Regions from separate parts of the Homo sapiens genome. Here all the other regions are linked to region 3. The links are chromatin loops, found by intact Hi-C in ENCODE. Cell type or tissue: endothelial cell of umbilical vein. All regions are shown on one strand. Region 1 overlaps SMAD3-DT (SMAD3 divergent transcript). Region 2 overlaps SMAD3-DT (SMAD3 divergent transcript). Region 3 overlaps SMAD3 (SMAD family member 3). Region 4 overlaps SMAD3-DT (SMAD3 divergent transcript).

Region 1 (5,000 bases), 56 kb after region 3:
TTCTTCTCTGGGTTCTTCTCTGCCTTGGAATTCTTCTTTCCACCCTGCCATGGAGCTGTCATTCTTCTAGCTGAAAGCTTTTTGCCTTTGAGACTCTCCTAGCTCTGACCTAATTCCCATAACTAGATGCAAATGACCATGAGAGAGTAACACCTCAAGTTCTTGCCAGCTTTAATCAACTGCTAAACTCTCAGGGCCTTATTCTGCCAAGGCCACCCAGGAGGCCTAGGAGATAAGAGCAGGAGAGGAGGTGATAGAAGAAAAGGAAGTCTAGTGCCTACCAGGGCATCAGGGCACACATTGGGCCTATTGCCTGAGCATCCATTGTGGGCACACACTTCAGGGTGCTTTGTAGAAGAAATGCCACAAGAGAAGAGCCTGGCCTGCTGCCCTTGAGTAGCATGCAGTTAGTTTAATACAAGAGCCAGAAAATATCATTTCTGTTCCCAATGACGTGAGTAGCCAGAGTGGGAACTTGTATATCTAATTAATGGCTCTGTTGTCAAGTGTCCAGGACAGTGCCTGGCACAAAGTAGTCTCTCAGTAAATATTTGAATGAATGAATGAAAAACAAATGTACACACACACTGACAAAGGAACACTCTCCACCCTTGACGCTTCACTGGGTACCGTAGAGTTGAACTCCCAGCCAGCATGGAACTCACATTTTCATGGTGCTTTCCTTCCTCCCCTCAGATTTTTCCAAATGAGGCCATGTTACCTTAATTTAATGTCTAAAATACACACAATTATGCACTCCCCCTCAAACTCAAACCCCACTTTCTGTGGTTTTTGTGGTTTGTTACACATTCATTAAGTGTATTTTTACCGTTGTTGTTATTTTTTTAAGCAGATCTAAGCCCGTTTTAGGTAGAAATGCATTCCTCTTCTTGGGGCTGCAACAGGAAATTCTAAAAACCCTTTGTGGAGGTGCATCTTCCGTGAAGTTAAAGGTTCCAGGCCCAGCCTTCCAGCCACGTGGTTCAGGGTTAGTAGCTGATACTTCTGTGGAAACCTTGTCCATAAAGGGTCAGTTAGCACCAGGGGAGGGGCCTGGCAAGAGGTGAAACTCCAAGCACATCTATTAATTATGAGAGAGAACAACATGTTTTTATTTTGCTGTTCATTTAAACTGGAACTGAGAAAGGTTGCTGGGTCCCCACACATTATCTTCCTCCTCCCTCCTCCCCCCTCCCCCCGCTCCCCTTCCCCTCTGTGTACCTGCATGGGCTTGTGTTTGTGTGTGCACGGGTGCACATGGGTGTGTGTGTGTGTGTTTGCTGGCTCAGACTCTGTGCCCATACTTTGACACATTATTGCTTGGATTTATTCCTCTTCTGGGAAACAGGCACACGTCATTCAATTTAGAAGACGTGGGCTGACATCTACCACGTACAAGACCCCCTTGGCAATCTGGGTGACTCAGGAAGCAGAGCAAGTAGGTGCTTAGACCAATGGCAAAACCCCTCCCTTCCTTGCCCCACTCCTAGGCCAAGGAAAAAAGTTCAGCTTTATTGCATTCATCCAGGATTTTGCAATCAAAATCTCTAGAAGGAAGCTATTTTGAGCTCAGCCCACATGGATGGGTGGCATTTTTTTCAGATTTAGAATTGTTTTTCTTTGAATTTCATATGAGGGAGGACTGATCTTTCAGGATATCTAAGGGTCTTAACCCAGCCCTGTCTTAGTGACAGTCCCTGTGGGAACACGAAGATGAATCACACAAGGTCTCCAGGACAAGACCCACGCAGCACAGTAACCACAGCCTCTCCAAGCTCGAGTCCCTTGGTCTGAAGCTGGTAAAGAGGAGCAAGGAATCCCTGTGACCACAGGGGCCAGGCAGCACAGTTCCAGAGCCCTGGGGCAGAAGCCATGTGCAGGGCTGTCATTCCTTGGGACCAATATGAGTCATATCCAGAGAGCTGGGCATCCTAGAAACATTTTCTGGAAGCAAAATCTGCTGATCTAGGGGTCAGGGGGCTAAGGCTCTTTTTCTAGCTCTGTCAAGAATTCCTTTGAGATCCTGTGTCCAAGAGCCCTTTGCAAACACAAAACCCACATTCCATGGTTTATGACTGACATCCCGTGGGTACCTCCAGCACATCATAGAACTTCTCTGAGAGGCCCTCACCTAAATGATGAGGTAATAAACATGCCTGAGAGAGTGGGTGTGTAAGCCTTTGGGAAGGTATGTGATGGTGGGCCAAGATAAACAGCTTTTAGCATCATCTCTCTTTCCCATCACACACACAAACAACTGCCCCTCAACCGTAATGAAAGCAGCCGGTCCCTGCCAGGCACTGAGCTAAGTTACACGTCTTCATTTATATAGCAGCTCCTTAAGCCCCTCCCCTGATCTCAAGGCCTTCTGGTGAAAGATCCAAGTCCAAAAGTTGAAGGAATCTAATTACATGTGGGGAGAAGGACCAGGTATGGATTCCAGCACTCATTTTGCAAAATGCTTAGAGGATAAAGCAGAGATCTCCTGCTCTGCGGGTGTGTCTCTGTCTTTCCTCAAGATGGCCTGTGGGAAGAGAGGCTGGCCTTGGAAGCGAGAGCCCACCCCTTGGAGCTCCCTCATGTCCTTCCCTAGGCACAGGTGGGTTCTGTCTTCCCTCCAGTGGGGTCCACAGAGCATGTGACCAGGGGCAGAAGTTTTCCCTGGGCTTGAGATGGGGTGTGGGTTTGAGTTTTGCTGCCCTGGGCCTAGAACTCCATTTCCCCATTTGTTTTTTGACCAGGTTGAGACATAGTTCCAGTGTGAACTGATTTCCCCATCTCTGGGCTATGCTATCGCAAATAACTCACACATGAGTAATGTGCCCATGTTTGTGTAGAGTTTATTTAGATAAGAAAAACAACTCGAGGCCTCATGGGAGGGGCTGCTCAGCACCACTGAGCCAGGCGTTTCCTGGGCCTGCCCAGGAGAGCCAGGCCTTCAGGCTGCTGGAGGGTGGCTGAAAAGCCCACATGCTCAGACATCTCCAGGGCCTGCCCATGGGAAGAAAAGTGAGGGATGGAACAGAGGATGGGGAACAGAGGACAGGGAAGCTGGAAGCTGGGTATTGAGTGTAGCTCTGTAGCCATAGTTGTGTGCCCTTGGGTAAGACACTTCAACCCTCTGAGCACTAGTTTCCCCTCTTTGCAAAGGGACAGGTTGGGGGAAAATAATAACAACATCCAGCCACCAAAGGATTGTGGAGATTAAAAGAAATGACCTAAGGGAGAGACTTTGTAAACTGCAGAGGCCAACACACAAGTTAGTTATTAATTAACGGCTGGATTAAGGCCGTGTTTTCAGGCCACACTCAACAGTGGAGTTGGCACAATGCCGGGATTCAAAGGCCTGGGTCCAAGTTCCAATCTGCCAGCACCCAGTCACAAGACCTCAAGCCTCCTCATCTCCCCGAGACCTAGGATCACCTCTGTGAAGTGAGGATAGTGATTCTTCCACCACATAATCCTTGAGGCTCTGTGTTGGCAGTTTTGAAGCAAAGGATAGCTATGAACCTGTTTTGTGAACTGTACAATGTACAAATATGAGATGATGCTGCCAAGTTATTCAAAGGGTCATTCATCAGTGAATCAACGTATCAACAAGCCTATTAGCTGGACAGTTGAGGATACACCAATAAGCCGTCTAGCTGGGGATGAGAAGAGGGAGGGCTGCACGTGAAGGGTTAATTCACAATGTAGAGTGATAGTGGTGAGCAGACTTTTAGGCTGAAGGCTGAAGGGCTCATCCTTTTTAAATTTTGAAACAAGGTCCTGCATTGTCACCCAGTCACCCAGGCTGAGTACAGTGGCACAATCATGGCTCATTGTAGTCTCCACCTCCCAGGCTCAAGCAATCCTCCCATCTCAGCCTCCCAAGTAACTGGGACTACAGGTGCGCACCACCATGCCCAGCTAATTTTTTGTATTTTTTGTAGAGGTGGGGTTTCGTCATGTTGACCAAGCTGGTCTTGAACTCCTGAGCTCAAGCAATCTGCCTGCCTCGGCCTCCCAAAGTGCTGGGATTACAGGTATGAGCCACCAAACCTAGACTCCTTTTTTTTTTTTTTTTTAACCTATAACCCTTTGGGAACAATGTCTTAACACAGTCACTTGTTTAAAAGAAATCTATTTTTTTTAAAGCAGAACTGATTTTTCAAACAAAGAGTTAAACAGAACCCCAGGTTATAAAGCATGAAAGCAAATCTGCTCTGGATGAAACAGGGGTCTGGGCCCAGAGCCAGGACTATGTAGCACCCCCACTCCACCCACTCACTGGTCTATCTCACCAGTCCTACTCCTCAACAGCCCCAGAGGCACCCCCTCCAAGTGCAGAGTTTCTACAGCTTCCAAATCACAGCCTCCTGGTCTGTGAAGCATGTATCCCAGAGACACTCTCACACCAGGAGGCACGTGCATGCATGTTCATAGAAGCATTACTTATGGTGATGATCATTGGAAACAACCTAAATGTCCATCAGCAAGAAAAAGGGTAAATACATCATGATCTATGTACACAGTGTAATTAACTTTGCTACAGTGAAAGTGAATGAATGTGAGCTACATGTATCAACAAAGATTAAGCTCTCAAATACACTACTGAGTGCAAAGAATAAGTTGCAGAATATGTGCTACATTGTATCGAATCTAAAACTAAAAAAATTATATATACTTAGTGATACATATACACATAGTTAGAGTATGAAGATGTGCATGGGAAATAAAGCTTCTAGAAGAAAACATAGGAGAATATCTTTATGACTTTGGGATAGGCAAAGATTTCTTAAATAGGGCACAAAGCATTAACCATAAAGAACTGATACATTCGATTTTCATTAAAATTAAGAACTGTGGCCGGGTGCAGTGGCTCACGCCTGTAATCCCAGCACTTTGGGGGGCCAAGGCGGGGGGGATCACCTGAGGTCAGGAGTTTGAGACTAGCCTGACCAGTATGGTGAAACTCAGTCTCTAGTCTCTACTAAAAATACAAAAATTAGCTGGCCGTG
Region 2 (5,000 bases), 81 kb after region 3:
AACTCCTGGCCGCAAGCAATCTGCCTGCCTCGGCCTCCCAAACTGCTGGGATTACAGACGTGAGCCACTGTGCCCAGCCTGTATTTGTATATATGCAGTTTTGTAACTTACTTCTTCCACTTACAAAATGATAAATTTTCCATGTCATTAAGTTTAAAAAAAGAAAAAAAAAAGGGCAAGTCATATCAGGTAGGAGGACTGGCATGAGCAAAGGCATAGAGGTACGATAATGCAAAGGAATTCTGGAAAAAGTGAGGCGCCCAGAGCAGCTGGAGCACAAATTGCAAGGAAGAATGTAGTGGGAAGTGTCAACCCTGACAGTGGCCAAAACAAAAAGGGAAACACAGAAAGGACAAGAGTTCTGTTTATTACAAAGGAGTTAAGAAAGAGCACATGTTGGCCAGGCGCGGTGGATCACACATTAATCCCAACACTTTGGGAGGCTGAGGTGGGCAGATCACCTGAGGTCAGGAGTTCAAGACCAGCCTTGCCAACATGGGGAAACACCACCTCTACCAAAATATACAAAAATTAGCTGGGCGTGGTGACGTGTGCCTGTAGTCCCAGCTACTGGGGAGGCTGAGGGGGAGGATTGTTTGAACCCGAGAGGTGGAGATTACAGTGAGCTGAGATTGTGCCACTACACTCCAGCCTGGGCAACAGAGTAAGACCCTGTCTCAAAAAAAAAAAAAAAATACATGCTCTAAAGCCTGACTCCCAGAACGTGAGCCCTTGCTCTGCCAGTTACTAGCTATGTTGCTTTGGCAAATGAGTTAACCTCTTTATCATTCAGTTCCTCTATTTGTAAAACAGGAACAATCATAGTGCCTACTTCATAGGGTTGTTGTGAGAATTAAATGAGCTAATAATGTAAAGCACTTAGAGACTGGCATGTTGTAAACTCTGAATGAAAGTTATAAATTATTTTTATCAATGTTTTTTCCTGGCTGAATTCTAAGTTGAATTTATCTTGAGCATCTGTATGCAAAGAGCTCTGAGTAACATAAGGGATAGTTTTCTCAATAAATGTGATAGTAACCGTGGCTGCATTCTCAGTAAGGCTGTGTCTTAACGTCTCCTGGAAGGAAGCCAAGGTCAGAAAGGGGCTCTGTGAGAGAGCTAGTGCTCATGTCCAGGCCCAGGGCTTCCTAACTGCCTGGCATGTGCCAGGAGGGTGTGTGCAAAAGGCCAGGAAAGGAAGGACTTTCACTCCCTTCCCGCTTGCCCTCTCTCTCCCTGGTCAGGCCATCCTTTCAGCCTGGCTGTCGGCCTGAGCCATTTCCTGTTTCCTGAACATTTATCTTCTGCACATTCATGCTTTTTTCTCATATTGTCCCCCGGCCTGGAATACCTCTTTCTTCCAGAATCCTACTGGCAAACTTCTCCTTGTCTTTCAAAACTCACTTCAAGAATAACCATTCCTTCCTCTGGCATTCCCAGACTCTCCAAGTTCTCCTCTGCTTGGAGGACTCTGTACCTCCCTCTCTTCTGTGATGTGTGATGGTGATAATGGTGATGAAGATAATGGTGATGGTAGCAATGAAAATAGTGGCAGCTTACCCTGACAGACCACTTACCAGGCACTAGGGTAAGTGCTTTGCAAGCACTGTTCCAATTAATTTTTACAGCAATCCTATAAGGAATTGCTATTTGTATACTAATTTTATAGAAAAGGAAACAGGAGCATAGAATGAGTGGTTAAAGAACTTGCTCAAGCCACACAGCTGAGAGTAAAAGAACTAGGATTTGTACACAGAGAGTCTGTTTTCAGAACTAGCACCCACAACCGTTATGCCTAGCTGCTTCCCTGTGTTATTTTTACTGTTTCTACTGTTAGGATTATTACTGCTTGATGATGGGTTTCTCTCCTTTGTCCTTACATTCTCAGGACCTGGCACCAGGCCTGACACCCAGCAGGCACAGAAGAAATACTTGCCACTATTCAGTCTGGCAGTTCGGTTCAGTTAAAACGAGTCAAGGCTCATTTCAAAGACCTCTTCTTCCATGCTGGCCCTCCTGATCACCCTGAGCAGATTTGAGGACTCCTTTCATGAGCCCCTGTGGCTTTGCTCTTCTCATTTAACTCTCACCCAATTTCATGAGGTGGGCATTGTTCCCACTTTATAGACAGAAAAACTGAGGTTCAGACCTGGTAAGGGTTCGTGGTGGGGTTTGACTCCATTCATTCTTCCCTTCACACTTTCCTTTTAGTGTCTCCCCTATCCTTGTATTTGCCACTCCCAAATCCTTAGCACAGAGCCTGGAGCACAGTAGGCCTGCATTAAATGTCTGCTAAATTGAAATGAACTGAATTAGGGTGTGGGTGGCCCAAGAAAAATGTGCCACGACTCAGGCATTTCAAGCAAAATGCATAGTTTCAAAACCCAAGCATGGAGGAGCCTGCTATTTTTGGATGGCCTTGCACAAATGTTGTGTGGGCTTCCTTTTTGCTACTAAATGTCATTGCATTACTTTCCTAGTTTCATTCTCCTGCCTGGGCTGGGGAGGATTATGCAAGCGGAGCCTGGGAATGAGTCATCTTTCCCTCAGCTGCCAAACTGTCCACGATTGCCATGATATGGTACAATCTTTTTTCTGCCTCAAGCTATTTGTGGGTGGTTTTGTTTAACTTTTACAGTCTTTCTTTCTTTCCTTCTAATTTTGCTTATCCTTGTCTTTTTCTTTGAGATGGGCCATAGGGTACTGACGGCCTTTAAAACTCTGGCCCCTCTGTGTCTGCAAGCACAAATCCATCTACCTGCTATGTAATCCACGTGGGGAAGAAAGCCCTTCTGGTGATGACATTGTGAGGTGCTGACCCATAAGGAAAGTGGGACAATCTTTCTAGGGTGGATGGAGGTTCCCTTCCACTGGGCCAGCTGCCACCACCCCTCCCCCAAGCCTGCTGGGAAATTCTGGGAAGCCCAGAATTGGGCTTCCACACCCCACACTACAGCCATGCCCTTCACACTCCTACCTGGGTCTGTTTCCTGGATTTGTTGAGGCTGGTCTCTTCACTTCCAGTATGACCCTGTGGCCTTAGCCAGGGCAGCTCTGGGGCCAGCCCCCCGCCCCCACAGGAGGAGCCAGGCTGACCCAGCTGAGGGCTACACAGGAGGGAAAGGCCCAGTGCCCAAGGGGATGACAGGTGTGTGACAACGTGTGTGCTGCAGGCATAGTGCTGGGTGCCAGTAGAAAGAGTGACTTGCTCTCCAGCTGTGTAAGTGCTTCTAGCCTCAGGCTGATCGATCAGTGAACCAGGCCAAGGTTGGAGCTGTAGGTGAAACCAGTGGATCCACATGTGAGGGCTGCGGGAGGTGGAAACAGGGGCCGGTGCTGGGACCTTCCTAGATGAATAGCAGCTACAAGCAATGGCCAACCCATTGCTCAAATGGAGGCCTGTTGGGCACTCGGGACCTGAGTTCAGCAGGAATCATTGAGAGCATCTTGATAGTCTCTCATAACACTCACCATGTGTGCCATACTTGATAAATTTCCAGAGCACTTTCCATACATGCCCTCAAATGATGCTGGACAACAGGTGCCCAGCAATCCAGGTTCGAGAAGAGTCAGCCCTGCCTGCTCCTTTCCCAGCTCCAAGGCTCTGGTCTCCCCTTCGCAAGCAGGAGAAGAGTTGAGAACATTTGGAAACCACATGCAGGAGCACCGAGAGTCCTGGATTAGAAGGGAGAGGAGTTGGCCAGGCGTGGTGGCTCACCCCTGTAATCCCAGCACTTTCGGAGTCCGAGGCGGGCGGATCATGAGATCAAGAGATCGAGACTATCCTGGCCAACATGGTGAAACCCCGTCTCTACTAAAAATGCAAATATTAGCCAGGCGTGGTGGCGCACGCCTGTAGTCCCAGCTACTCAGAAGGCTGAGGCAGGAGAATCGCTTGAACCCGGGAAGCGGAGGTTGCAGTAAGCCGAGATCACGCCACTGCACTCTGCAGAGCGAGGCTCCATCTCAAAATAAATAAATAAGTAAAGGAGAGAAGTTCTGGCAGCTCATGCTGTGTGCCTATGGGAAACTCTCCTAACCCTTCTGAACCTCAGTTTCCCTGCCTTTAAAATGGTGGTAATAATATAATTGAGAAATGAGCTAACAGTGATTCATAAAACATTTGGTGTCACTCTTCCACATAAAACCCTCCAGTGACTTTCCATTTCAGTTGGAGAAAAACCCAAAGGGCTTGCAGCAGCCTGTGAAGTCCTGCATGATCTACCTCTACCCCCACTTCTCCTCTGATCTGATGTCATCCCTGGTCTTCCAAATACACCAGCATCATGCCCACCTCAGGGCCTTTGCACTGACTGTTTGCTTTGCCTTGGGCACTCTTTTCCCAGGTGTCAGTACAGCACCTCTCACCTCCCAGGTCTTCACTGAAACATCAGCTTTGAGTGAGGCTTTCCAAGAACTCTCTGAAATGGCAACACCTCTTCCCCACACACCCTGCCCCCTCCACTACTTAATTTTTCTCTATGGCTCTTAACACCCTCACAGAGTATATATCTTACTTACTTTATTTATTATCTGTCTCACTCCACTAAAATATTAGCTCCATGAGGGCAGGACTTTTTCTGTTTTGTTCTCTACTGTAACTCCAGTGCCTAGAATAGTGCCTGGAAACACATAGTAGATGCTCAATAAATATTCTCTGAATGAATGAAGTAGTAAATGAACAAAGGGGTCTTCAGTACTATTATTCTAGAGTGGAAGTAGCCAGCCCCCGTCCCAGCAACCTAACCCCATTAAGGCCAAGGTCCTGGGGTCTTCTGTGTGCCACAAGCTCCCAGGGAAACTTGCAACCTCTTCCATCTCACAGCTATTCTTTTTATTTTATTTATTTATTTATTTAGAGATGGAGTCTCTCTCTGTCGCCCAGGCTGCAGTGCAGTGGCGCGATCTCGGCTCACTGCATGCAACCTTTGCCTCCCACGTTCAAGTGGTTCTCCTGCCTTAGCCTCCCAAGTAGCTGGGATTACAGGCGCCTGCCACCA
Region 3 (5,000 bases):
CCATGCAATAACCACAGCGACAGGCAGTGACTTAGGCTGGGCAAACCAAGTGACCGTGGCAAGGCTCAGAGAGGCGGGAAGGGCCGGGGGAAGCCCCTCTCCCATCAGAAATTACTCGCAGCCGAATGACGGACTTCATCTGTCTCTGCCTGCAGGTGACCACAGACTGCATCAGGAGGGCAGGAGGGCAGGAGGGCATGGCAACAAGGCTCTCCCCTTGTCTGGCACCCCAGAAAGCAGAGCTGAGAAATCTCACCCTGGGAAGAAGGGTGGGGTGCTTATGTGGTGGGAGTGGCGCAGCAGGTGGGAAGATTTCGAGGCTCTGAAAGGCCCACTCCCCTCCACCCAGATAAAGCTACTTCTCTCTTGGTTTCCTTGGGGCTATCACAGTCACTGTGCCTGAAATTCCCACCATTTGTCATTCCTTTGGCATCCAAGGCCCAATGACTGACTACACTAAAATCTTCAGTTAAAGCATGACTCATTAAAATCTTTTTTTTTTTTTTAATGCACTCAGTAAACATTTATTGAGGGCTTGACTGTTCCAGGTACTGTGCTGAGCCCTGGGTGGGAGAGAGGGTGATGACTAAGGCTTGGGAAGTCAGGGCTAGGGAAGCCGACAGAAGCCAAGTCGTGCAGACGGGGCCCTGTGAACTCAGCTAAGGAGACTGGACTCCACTTGGACTCCCTGGAAAGCTACCAGAGTTTTAAACCACTGGGGAATGATATGTTTTGATACCACCGTTCTGGGTCCCCTGGGGTAATAAATACTATGCCATTACCACCATTAACACCTTCGTGTGAATTAGGTAATCAGATAAGTGTCACCTTGCAAAAGACTGAGATGTAGGACTGATAAGTTTTGATGCCAGAGAGTGAAGCCAGGAAGAGCCAGTGCTCAGTGGCTACCACGCGGGTAACGGAGAGCAGGGGACAGACCCCAAAGGAAGCTGTGTGTGGGGCCATCACAGCATAAGTGTCCTCCACATATGATGTACGCCTGTAAATAGTTACTGAGCTCCTTTGATCTGGGTCCTGAGCATAGCAGAGAACAAAAGAAATGGCCCCTGACCTCAAGAGGAAGACAGACAGTGCATAATCACAGATTTAGAACTACAAGCTGGAGTAGGGTCTCAGAAGGAAAAGAACAGTCTCTGTGAGAGAGTGTATTGGGGATAGAGTTAAGATGAAGGGGAGGAATTAGAAAGGGCTCTCTTAGATGACATTTAAGGGGAGACCTGACTCACATTCGCCAGCTGAAAACTATGGGGACAAGCATTCCAGGAAGAAGGAACAGCATGTGCACAGGCCCTGAGGAAAGATACGTAAGGTCAGGGTAGGCCTGAGAGGTTGAGATTTGAACCCTTGTTTGGGATTCAGACCCTCATTCTCAAGGCAGCAGGAAGCCCTGAACAATTTTCAGCAGATATGACAGATGACAGATGTACATTTCTTAGAGATCATGCTGGCTGCCGGTGGAGAATGGGCCCAGTGGAGAGGAGGGTACAGGCAGGGAGACCAGGTAGGAGGGAGACGGGGCCAGAAACATCCTGATTTGGGTGAGGAAGCAGCAGTGGAAATGGGGCATTGGATGAACTTAGATATTCTGGGGGCAGAACTGACAGGGCTCAGTGATGTCCTGGATGGTGAGGGAGAAGGAGAAGAGGCTAAAATGATTGCTTCCTGAGGTCTGGATGGTGGTGCTTTTCACTGGGAAGGGGAGGCCTGGAGGAGGCTGTGCAGACGGCAGGGAGGGCCGGGGAATGAATGCAGATGAAGCCTTCCATTCAGGACATGCTCAAGCAAGACCTTCAGAGGCAGCACAGCACAGATGTCAACAATGGGCCCTGGCCTGACCTAGGGCAACAGGAGGCATTAGCAGGCCCTGCGTTGCTTCAGGCAGGTTGAAAACCCCACGGGATCTCCAGCCAGGGCATCAGGGTAAGAGACACATTCCTGTTTCTCCCTCCTGTGCCCTGTCAGAGAGAAAGGCTTTCCCTTTTCTGGAAGTGCCAAAAATGCAGCACAGGAAACTCATTCTGCTGCCAGAGTGACTAATATTTATCACTGGTATATACAGTAGCCATTCTTCAAGGCCATGAATTTCTGCCCACAGCTAGAGCCACAATTCTCTCAGCCACCCTGCCCAAGCTCAGCCCTGCCTCAGCATTCCACAGGGCTGAATAATACTCTTTGCTTCCCGTAGGGGCTCTGCTTACCCAACAGCCCGGCATCTTCTCAGCATCCTGGACTCACCGCATACAGCTCAAGGTTCAAGGTTTCCACTGTGGCCGTGGAGGTGCGCCATGATCTTGTTCCCCTACCCCTCCCTACCCATCCTGCCTGAGTCCCCACCACCAAACAGAGGCAGCTACTCCCTCCCTGTAGAACGCAGAGGAAGGACACAGAGGGCAAGAACTTTGGAGAGCGCCTCATCCAACCTTTTTGTTTACTAAGGAGTAAACTGAGGCTCAGAGAAGTCAACTGACTTGCCTAAGGTCACACAACAGAGCTGAGACAAAAACTCCAGGCCAGGGATCTTTCTTTGGAAAGAAAGGGCCAAAGGTGGCAAGGCCTCCTGACAAACAGTGCCTCCTGTTCAGGGAGGTGAGATGGAGCCACAGGTGGCTTTGATACTGAGAGACCCCCAGGAAGCAGACAAGGAAGAGCAGAGCCACTGGGAAGCCTGCAAGATCAAACTCTGAAAGAAGTCTGCACGCAGCTGCACGGTGTCTGTCCCCAGACAGCTTTCAGATGGGAAGCAGCTTTCAGTACTAAAAGGGGGAGAAGAACTGGATCCCAGGACATAGACCCCAGTTCTTAATGGAAACGGCTTCATTCCTGCAATGCAGTTTATACATTTATCTAGGCCCAGAGGTCTCTGTCAAGAGAAGAGGGTGGGCAAAGCCCACAGAGGAAGTACTTTCTTGTGTGGCAATGACCATCGGGGAAACAAGATAACACGGAGTATAGTGATCCAGTGTAAACTTGGCCATTTGTGCCAAGCCCTTTGCCAAAGTTATCCGTCTTCGGCCACCTGACGGAACAGAGGGCACTCATGGGAAAACAGCTGGAAAAAGGACACTGCCCCAAATTAGTACGAATATTTATCACTTACTGGGGGCCACGATAAAGGCCCTATGGGGCTGGAATCCTTTCCAATCTCAGGTGTTCCTGGACTCAGGGATAATGAGGGGTGACTGCAAAATGCAGAATGCCGGGGAACACAGAGGACAGCCTGAGGGCAGGCCCTTCCTAGAAGCTCCATCTTCTTCTAGAATCAGATACATTGATTAGTGTCTCTTCCCCGATCAAACCTGCGGCTAACCATGACTTGATGTATACAGTGACACCCTATAGCTGTGATGAGAACTGGGAAGGCATTCATTCATTCAAACACTCAGTGAGCACCTTGTAATACCAAGCATTGTGCGAGACGCAGGGATTACAGAAGTTGAAATATACCCACTCCTGGTGGGGAAAAGTTCTTGGTTGTCAAAAGTTGGGGGCGGAGATGGGGGGCAGACGAAAATCCTGAAATCCGATCTTATCTGTCTTCCTGCCTTTGAGCGCTGCCACAACAAAACCAGCAGAGGCAGGCACTTTTAAAAATAGGGCCCGTTGTGCACTTTCTCGGCTACGCACCCCTTTCCTTCCTCCAGGCTTCCTGTCTCCCTTCTGTACAGTCACCACCAACTACCCTTGAACGTCAACACCTCTGGAAAAGGTGAAATAATTCTGCCACCTTCAATACGGCAAATAGCCTCTCTAATCAATCCAAGTAAGTGTTTATGGCAATCCAGCAACGAGTTTGGCACAAAGAAAGAGGTCCAGGGTGGTCACTCACGGTAATGTCAAAGCCGAAACGGTGGATCCAGAAGCACTGACAGTTGGAGGAAACCCTCCTCATTGTTGCAGCTCTGTTCCAGCTCCTTGTTGTGCTATGTGCTTAGGAAAACCGCACAGGGGTGGGGAGTCCACACACAGGCCCACACCCCACACACATTCAGCTCCACAACCAGCAGTCACAGCTGGAAAGGGTAGCTGGGCTGAGGAAACTGCAGCCCAGGGAGGGTGAGTGGGACTCAGGGATCCTGGACTCCAGGTCAGTAGCACACACCAGCACAGCGCCTACCCCAGAAGCCCTGGGCCAGACCCACCCAGCCTTAATGTCAGGGCACAGTTAGCCTGGACACAAAACCATGAATAACTCATGTTTGCATCGTGTTCTGCTGTTTTCCAAACTCTTTCTCATCCCTCACTCTCTCCTGATCATCATGCAGTCTTCAATACAGTCAAGGTGGGTCCTGCTATCCCCTTGTCGAGTGATGTGAAGTGAGTCCCAAGGAGGCCATGTGCCTTGTGTGAAACCACACGGAACAGGTTCAAGTGTGTAGCTTTTGCACGACCTTGACTACACTACCTTGACTATAACTCTTCCACTGGGGTGATGGGAGGCAGGGGCAAGGAGTTAAGAAAAACAACAAAAAGAACAGTACAGCTCCATACAAAGGAAGTTGACAATCAAATTTGGGCAGATGAATGACACACAGACAAGCTGCCTTCACAGAAAAGAGCCAAATTAATGCATTCAAAAATGTGTACTGAGCACGTACTACATACCAGAGCTGGGAAGTGAGGCAACAGACCATTCATAGACAGTTAAGACTAAGGAGATGGGACCTGTTTTGGGTTTGAAAGAAGAAAGGTACAGAGGAGTCTAGGAGAGCATCCCAGGAAACGTAATGGGGAGCTAAAACATGGCAGCAGTTGTGGACAAAGCACATTGAAGAGGAGCTATGATGAGCCTCACCTGGGAGGAGCAGAGGGGCTGCACAGAGGTAAATCCAGAAAGCGGTCACTTCCAAAGAACTTTAAATACCAAGCTAAGGGACCACGTATCATGCCTACAGAAACATGGTATATCCAGATCTTCCCAGTCCATTCAACGTCACTCCCTGCAACTGACCAGCCAGGACCACCAAGAGGTTCAGAATTCT
Region 4 (5,000 bases), 91 kb after region 3:
GTAGCTGGGACTACAGAGGTGCGCCACCATGCCTGGCTAATTTTAGTATTTTTAGTGGAAATGGGGTTTCAAAATATTGGCCAGGCTGGTCTCAAACTCCTGACCTCGTGATCTGCCTGCCTTGGCCTCCCAAAATGCTCAGATTACAGGCGTGAGCCACCACACCCGGCCCATCCCTCCACCTTTCTTACACCTGTGCATACACACATACACAATCACACAAACTACAATTGAGACTGAGGTCCAGAGAGGTGGTCACATGGCCAAGATCACACAGCAAGCGCGTGGGTCTAGCTCCATTAACTCCCTATCCATTGCTCCTTCTTTGCAACTCCATTGCCAAGGAATTGAGGATGGCATAGTTTTTACTGGGGAATCTCAGATTTCCTGTTTGATATTGGCAGATGAAATTAGGAATGGGGAACAGAGGTTTAGAGTGGAAAACAAGTAATTTAATTATTTGGGTCCCATAACTAGGTTCTGATGCTTTGAAAACATGACACTATTGTATTTATGTAAATAGCCATGCTCGAGGGAGGATTTGACAGGCCTCAAGGAGGCCTTTCTCCTCCAAATTATCTTCTCTATTCTGGTGTTAAGACTTGAAATCCACCTTCAAGTTAAGCATTGTCCTTTCCCCCAGGTCATTGCTATGGGTTGAGTTAGTCCCTCTGAAATTCATATGTTGAAGTCTTAACCCTCAGTATGTCACATCATTTGGAGACAGGGCCTTCACAGAGGTAACCAAATCAAAATGAGGTCATTTGGGTGGGCCCTAATCCAAAAACACTGGTGTCCTTATAAGAAGTGGAGGCCGGGCGCGGTGGCTTACACCTGTAATCCCAGCATTTTGGGAGGCCAAGGCAGGCAGATCACCTGAGGTCAGGAGTTCCAGACCAACCTGACCAACATGGAGAAACCCAGTCTCTACTAAAAATACAAAATTAGCTGGGCATGGTGGCACATGCCTGTAATCCCAGCTACTCGGGAGGCTGAGGCAGGAGAATCGCTTGAACCCGGGAGGCGGAGGTTGTGGTGAGCTGAGATCACGCCATTGCACTCCAGCCTGGGCAACAAGAGCTAAACTCCATCTCAAAAAAAAAAAAAAAAAGTGGAGATTTGGGCCGGGCACAGCGGCTCACATCTGTAATCCTAGCACTTTGGGAGGTGGGAGGATTGGTTGAGCCCAGGAATTTGAGACCAGCCTGGGCAACATAGTAAGACCCCATCTCTACAAATAAAAAAAAAAAAATTAGCCAGGTGTGGTGGCATGTGCTTGTGGTCCCAGCTACTCAGGAGTCTGAGACAGGAGGATCACCTGAGCCCTGGAGTTTGAGGTTGCAGTGAGCCATTATCGCACCTCTGCACTCCAGCCTGGGTGATGAAGCGAGACCCTGCCCTTCCCCACTGGCCTCCCGCAAAAAAAAAAAGAAGAGGAGATTTGGACACAGAGATACACATAGAAGGAAGAAAGATGGTGTGAGGGAAAAGACGGCCATCTACAAGCCAAAAAGAGAGACCTGGACAGATCCTTCCCTCACAACCCTCGAAAGGAACTAACCCTGCTGGATAACTTAATTTCACACTTTTAGCCTCCAGAACTATGAAAGGATGCATTTCTGTTATTTAAACTACTCAGTTTGTGGTACTTTGTTATGGCAGTCTTAACAAACAAACAGAGTCATCTTTGTGAAGCCTTGTGCTTCTGGGAAGGAAAGCACAGCCAGATTCCTACAGCAGAAAAGCATGATCTTCCCTTAGTAAAGGGATTATTTCTGCCTCTGTCTTTGAGCTGGACCCTCTGTAGGTAACTCACACACAACATCTAATTTCCTCTTCACCAGAGGGATACATAATAAGGACAAAAATTAATGCTCATATTCACTGAGCATTTACTATGTACCAGGCAGTTTTTAATGATTTACATTTGATACCCACTACTAGGAGGTATGAGGGACTATTATTCCTATTTTACAGATGAGGAAACTGAGTCCCACTGAGGTTACGTGTCCCAGTGAGGTTACGTGTCCAGCCCAAGTCACTCAGCTAACAGTAAGTGACTGGACCAAAATTAGAAAACACGTTCCACCCACCTTTCTAACCCCTCTCAGAATGAATGAGCTTCCTGCAACTTTCCTTCGGAGCCAATGGACAGGGAGCTGACCCCAGGCCATGGTGGGCTAATGCAGGAAGAAGAGGAAGGTGGAGACAGCCATCGGTGCCTGAAACCTGCACCTTCTGTCCTGCAAGGCAGCCCTCCCTCAGCCCCACTGCAGGTTCAATGGGCTTGGGCCTAAGTTGGGGCTGACGTCAGCTGAGGGAAATTCGACTTGGAGAACAAAAGCTTCCACCACAGGAAAAAACTTCCTGTTCAAGTCCTGGCAAGAGAGCTCGGGTTTCAACCACACAGCTGGTAAAGTCATCGGCTGGTCGTGGGCTGGCGACGCAGGGGCTCCCAAGGGCACGGAGCAGCTGGGCGGAAGGCCTGGAGATCTCTTCCCGCCAGGCTGCAGGGGTCTGATCAGAGAGACCCAAGATTCCCCTGTGGATGGTGGTGGGGAAGGGCTGAGGCCAGGCCTTGTCAAAGTCCTTTCCCACCTCTGACTTTGGCCAATCCTCCCAAACGCGTAGAGCCAAGCAGCCATCATCAGTGCGCCCATATCCATTTGCCAGTAAAGAAACCAAGTCCAGAGAGGGGTGGTCAGTATCTCAATGATAGTCATCAAATTAGATGGGGGGTGGGGGGAGTGGGAGGACTTGAACCCAGTCCTTGATCTCTTCCTGAGTTCTCGGTTCTTTGGTTACTAAACAAAGGAGGAAAAAGATCTAACAAAGATCTAGGTGAAAAGGAGACAAATTCCAAAGACCCCATTTTTCCAGCCACCCATCCTGCCTCAGCAGAGCACTGAGGGCTGGGTGGAAGAACATTCACTCATTCATCCATTCAGCACATCAGGCACCCACCATGTGGATGCCATCCAGCCTGGGAGCCACATGTGCCCAACTAACTTGTTTTAAGTCCATTCAGCAAGGTGGGGCTCGAGATCCAGGCAACAGAGGAAGTAACGAATGGAATGGACATAAAGTTGGTGGATACATGAAAGGTATCATTGTTAATAATATTGTTCCCCTGTTCAGCACATGTTTTAGTCAAGCACCAATTATTAGCAAGGCACAGAGGCACAGTGCTCCAGCTATGTCTGCCAGGCTATGTGCCAGTCACTTTACATGGAATTTCATTTCATCTTTACATCCACCCTATGAGGTGGTGAAGTGGACACCAGGATCTACAAGCTCCCTTTTTTGGGAATTTGGACCCCTCCCCCATCACATGGGTGAGTCCCTGAGGCCACGTTTGTACCTAGTGGTCCCGCCTTATGGTCATAGGTGATTAGATTAGGAGTGGGCATGTGGCTCAAGCTGGGCCAATCAGGTTCTCTTTGTGGAGAATTTATTTATTTATGGAGATGGAATCTCACTCTGTCACCCAGGCTGGAGTGCAGTGGCGTGATCTCGGCTCACTGCAACCCCTGCCTCCCGGGTTCAAGCAATTCTTCGGCCTCAGCCTCCCTAGTAGCTGGGCCTACAGGAGTGCCTCACCACGCCCTGCTAATTTTTATATTTTTAGTAGAGACAGGGTTTTGCCATGTTGGCCAGACCAGTCTTGAACTCCTGACCTCAAGTGATCCACCCGCCTTGGTTTCCCAAAGTGCTGGGATTCTTTTTTTTTTTTTTTTTTTTTTTTGAGATGAAGTCTCAGTCTGTCACCCAGGCTGGAGTGCAGTGGTGCGATCTGGGCTCACTGCAACCTCTGCCTCCTGGGTTCAAGAGATTCCCGGGAGGCAGAGTGTGTGTGTGGAGGATCTCGGGTGCGGAGTAGCCACCACACTCAGCTACTTTTTGTATTTTTAGTAGAGATGGGGTTTTGCCATGTCGGTCAGGCTCGTCTCAAACTCCTGACTTCGGGTGATCCACCCACCTCAGCCTCCCAAAGTGCTGGGCTTACAGACATGAGCCACTGCGCCCAGCCAAGTGCTGGGATTCTTTGTGGAGAGTTTAGAATTGAGATGTCATATTAACTGAGGCTTATCAGAACTGAGGGGTTGAGGGGGAGAAGAGAGTAATGCAGCAGGTAGCTGAGGGTGGTAGAGAGGCTGGTGGCCTTCCTGTCCAGGTTCTAAGCAAAGTCTGGTTGCTTTCCCTCCTGGGCCCCTCCAGGCTTGCTACATTCTTATGATGCATTCTGGTTTTGCCTAAGCTAGCTTGAGCCAGTTTCTGTCACTTGCATCCAAAGAGTCCTCGGTAGAACAGCGAGTTCCATGATGGCAAGGGACTGGGTCTTGTTCACTAAAGTGTCCTTAGGACCTGGTACATAAAAAGGGCTCCATAAATGTTAGTTGAATTAATAAAAAGTGGAGGTTCCGAGAAGTTAATTGATTTGGACCCGAGCCTCACAGTAAGTAACAGCTGGACTTTGAACTGGGTCTACCGGCTTCAGAGCATGTGCCTTTTCTGCCATACCAGGCTGGCTTTTATAAATTGTTCTCCTTATTATTATATTAAAATCACAGGTAGTCAGAACTAGAGTGAACCTGAAGACTAGTAAGTTTTATTGTTTTGTAGACGAGAAATTGGGGCCTAGGGAGGGGAAATGGCAGAAGTTTCTTGATTCTCATGCAGCTACCTAACCCGAGCTGACGTTTAATTATCATGTGTGTGACACTGCTGTGCTTGCTGTTTGAGTACTGAAATGTTTTCATACCAGTTGATGACTAGCAGCTGCCTCAAGCCCTTAGTGTCCCCTCCTCTGTAGCCCCAGCCTTCAGAACCCCCGGGCTTCCATTATCCACAAGCAAAGGGGTTGTGCTGAGTCCAGCACGGCTCTCCAGGTCTATTCTGATTGGTCAGTATCTGTGCCACTCGACCTGTTAAATATCAGCCTTGAATTTACCTAGTGTGATTTGAAGAGTTCTGGTTACTTTGTCTCTCCATTAAAGAGA

The links. A loop is a pair of places that touch in the nucleus more often than their neighbours do. Peaks named below come from ENCODE experiments on the same cell type or tissue, not always from the same donor. Only the 100,000 strongest peaks of a DNase experiment are listed, where the experiment ranks them.
Region 1: it touches region 3 in a loop (2.2-fold over the local background); 7 of 110 quality-filtered maps call a loop at or near these places.
Region 2: a loop joins it to region 3, with 4 times the contacts of the local background. A loop is called at or near these places in 4 of 110 quality-filtered maps.
Region 4: it touches region 3 in a loop (8-fold over the local background); 4 of 110 quality-filtered maps call a loop at or near these places.

The regions. Positions count from the first base shown.
Region 1 is chr15:67,046,758-67,051,757 of GRCh38, reverse strand. The region is part of intron 2 of SMAD3-DT (SMAD3 divergent transcript); the gene reads left to right. Among named protein-coding and RNA genes, the nearest start is that of SMAD3-DT, 15 kb to the left of the region's middle. In endothelial cell of umbilical vein, no CTCF peak of the experiment used is centred here; a DNase peak (open chromatin) is centred at 2,857; H3K27ac peaks cover 1,947 bases.
Region 2 is chr15:67,022,090-67,027,089 of GRCh38, reverse strand. All of the region lies in intron 2 of SMAD3-DT (SMAD3 divergent transcript), which reads left to right. Among named protein-coding and RNA genes, the nearest start is that of SMAD3-DT, 40 kb to the left of the region's middle. RefSeq lists an enhancer at 1,125-1,419. In endothelial cell of umbilical vein, no CTCF peak of the experiment used is centred here; DNase peaks (open chromatin) are centred at 1,189, 1,859 and 2,519; H3K27ac peaks cover 2,958 bases.
Region 3 is chr15:67,102,660-67,107,659 of GRCh38, reverse strand. All of the region lies in intron 1 of SMAD3 (SMAD family member 3), which reads right to left. Among named protein-coding and RNA genes, the nearest start is that of SMAD3, 40 kb to the right of the region's middle. RefSeq lists a silencer at 475-769 and enhancers at 1-871, 1,124-1,823. In endothelial cell of umbilical vein, a CTCF peak has its summit at 2,235; DNase peaks (open chromatin) are centred at 559, 1,089, 2,109, 3,649 and 1 weaker place; H3K27ac peaks cover 5,000 bases.
Region 4 is chr15:67,011,274-67,016,273 of GRCh38, reverse strand. The region is part of intron 2 of SMAD3-DT (SMAD3 divergent transcript); the gene reads left to right. Among named protein-coding and RNA genes, the nearest start is that of SMAD3-DT, 50 kb to the left of the region's middle. In endothelial cell of umbilical vein, no CTCF peak of the experiment used is centred here; a DNase peak (open chromatin) is centred at 2,423; H3K27ac peaks cover 1,739 bases.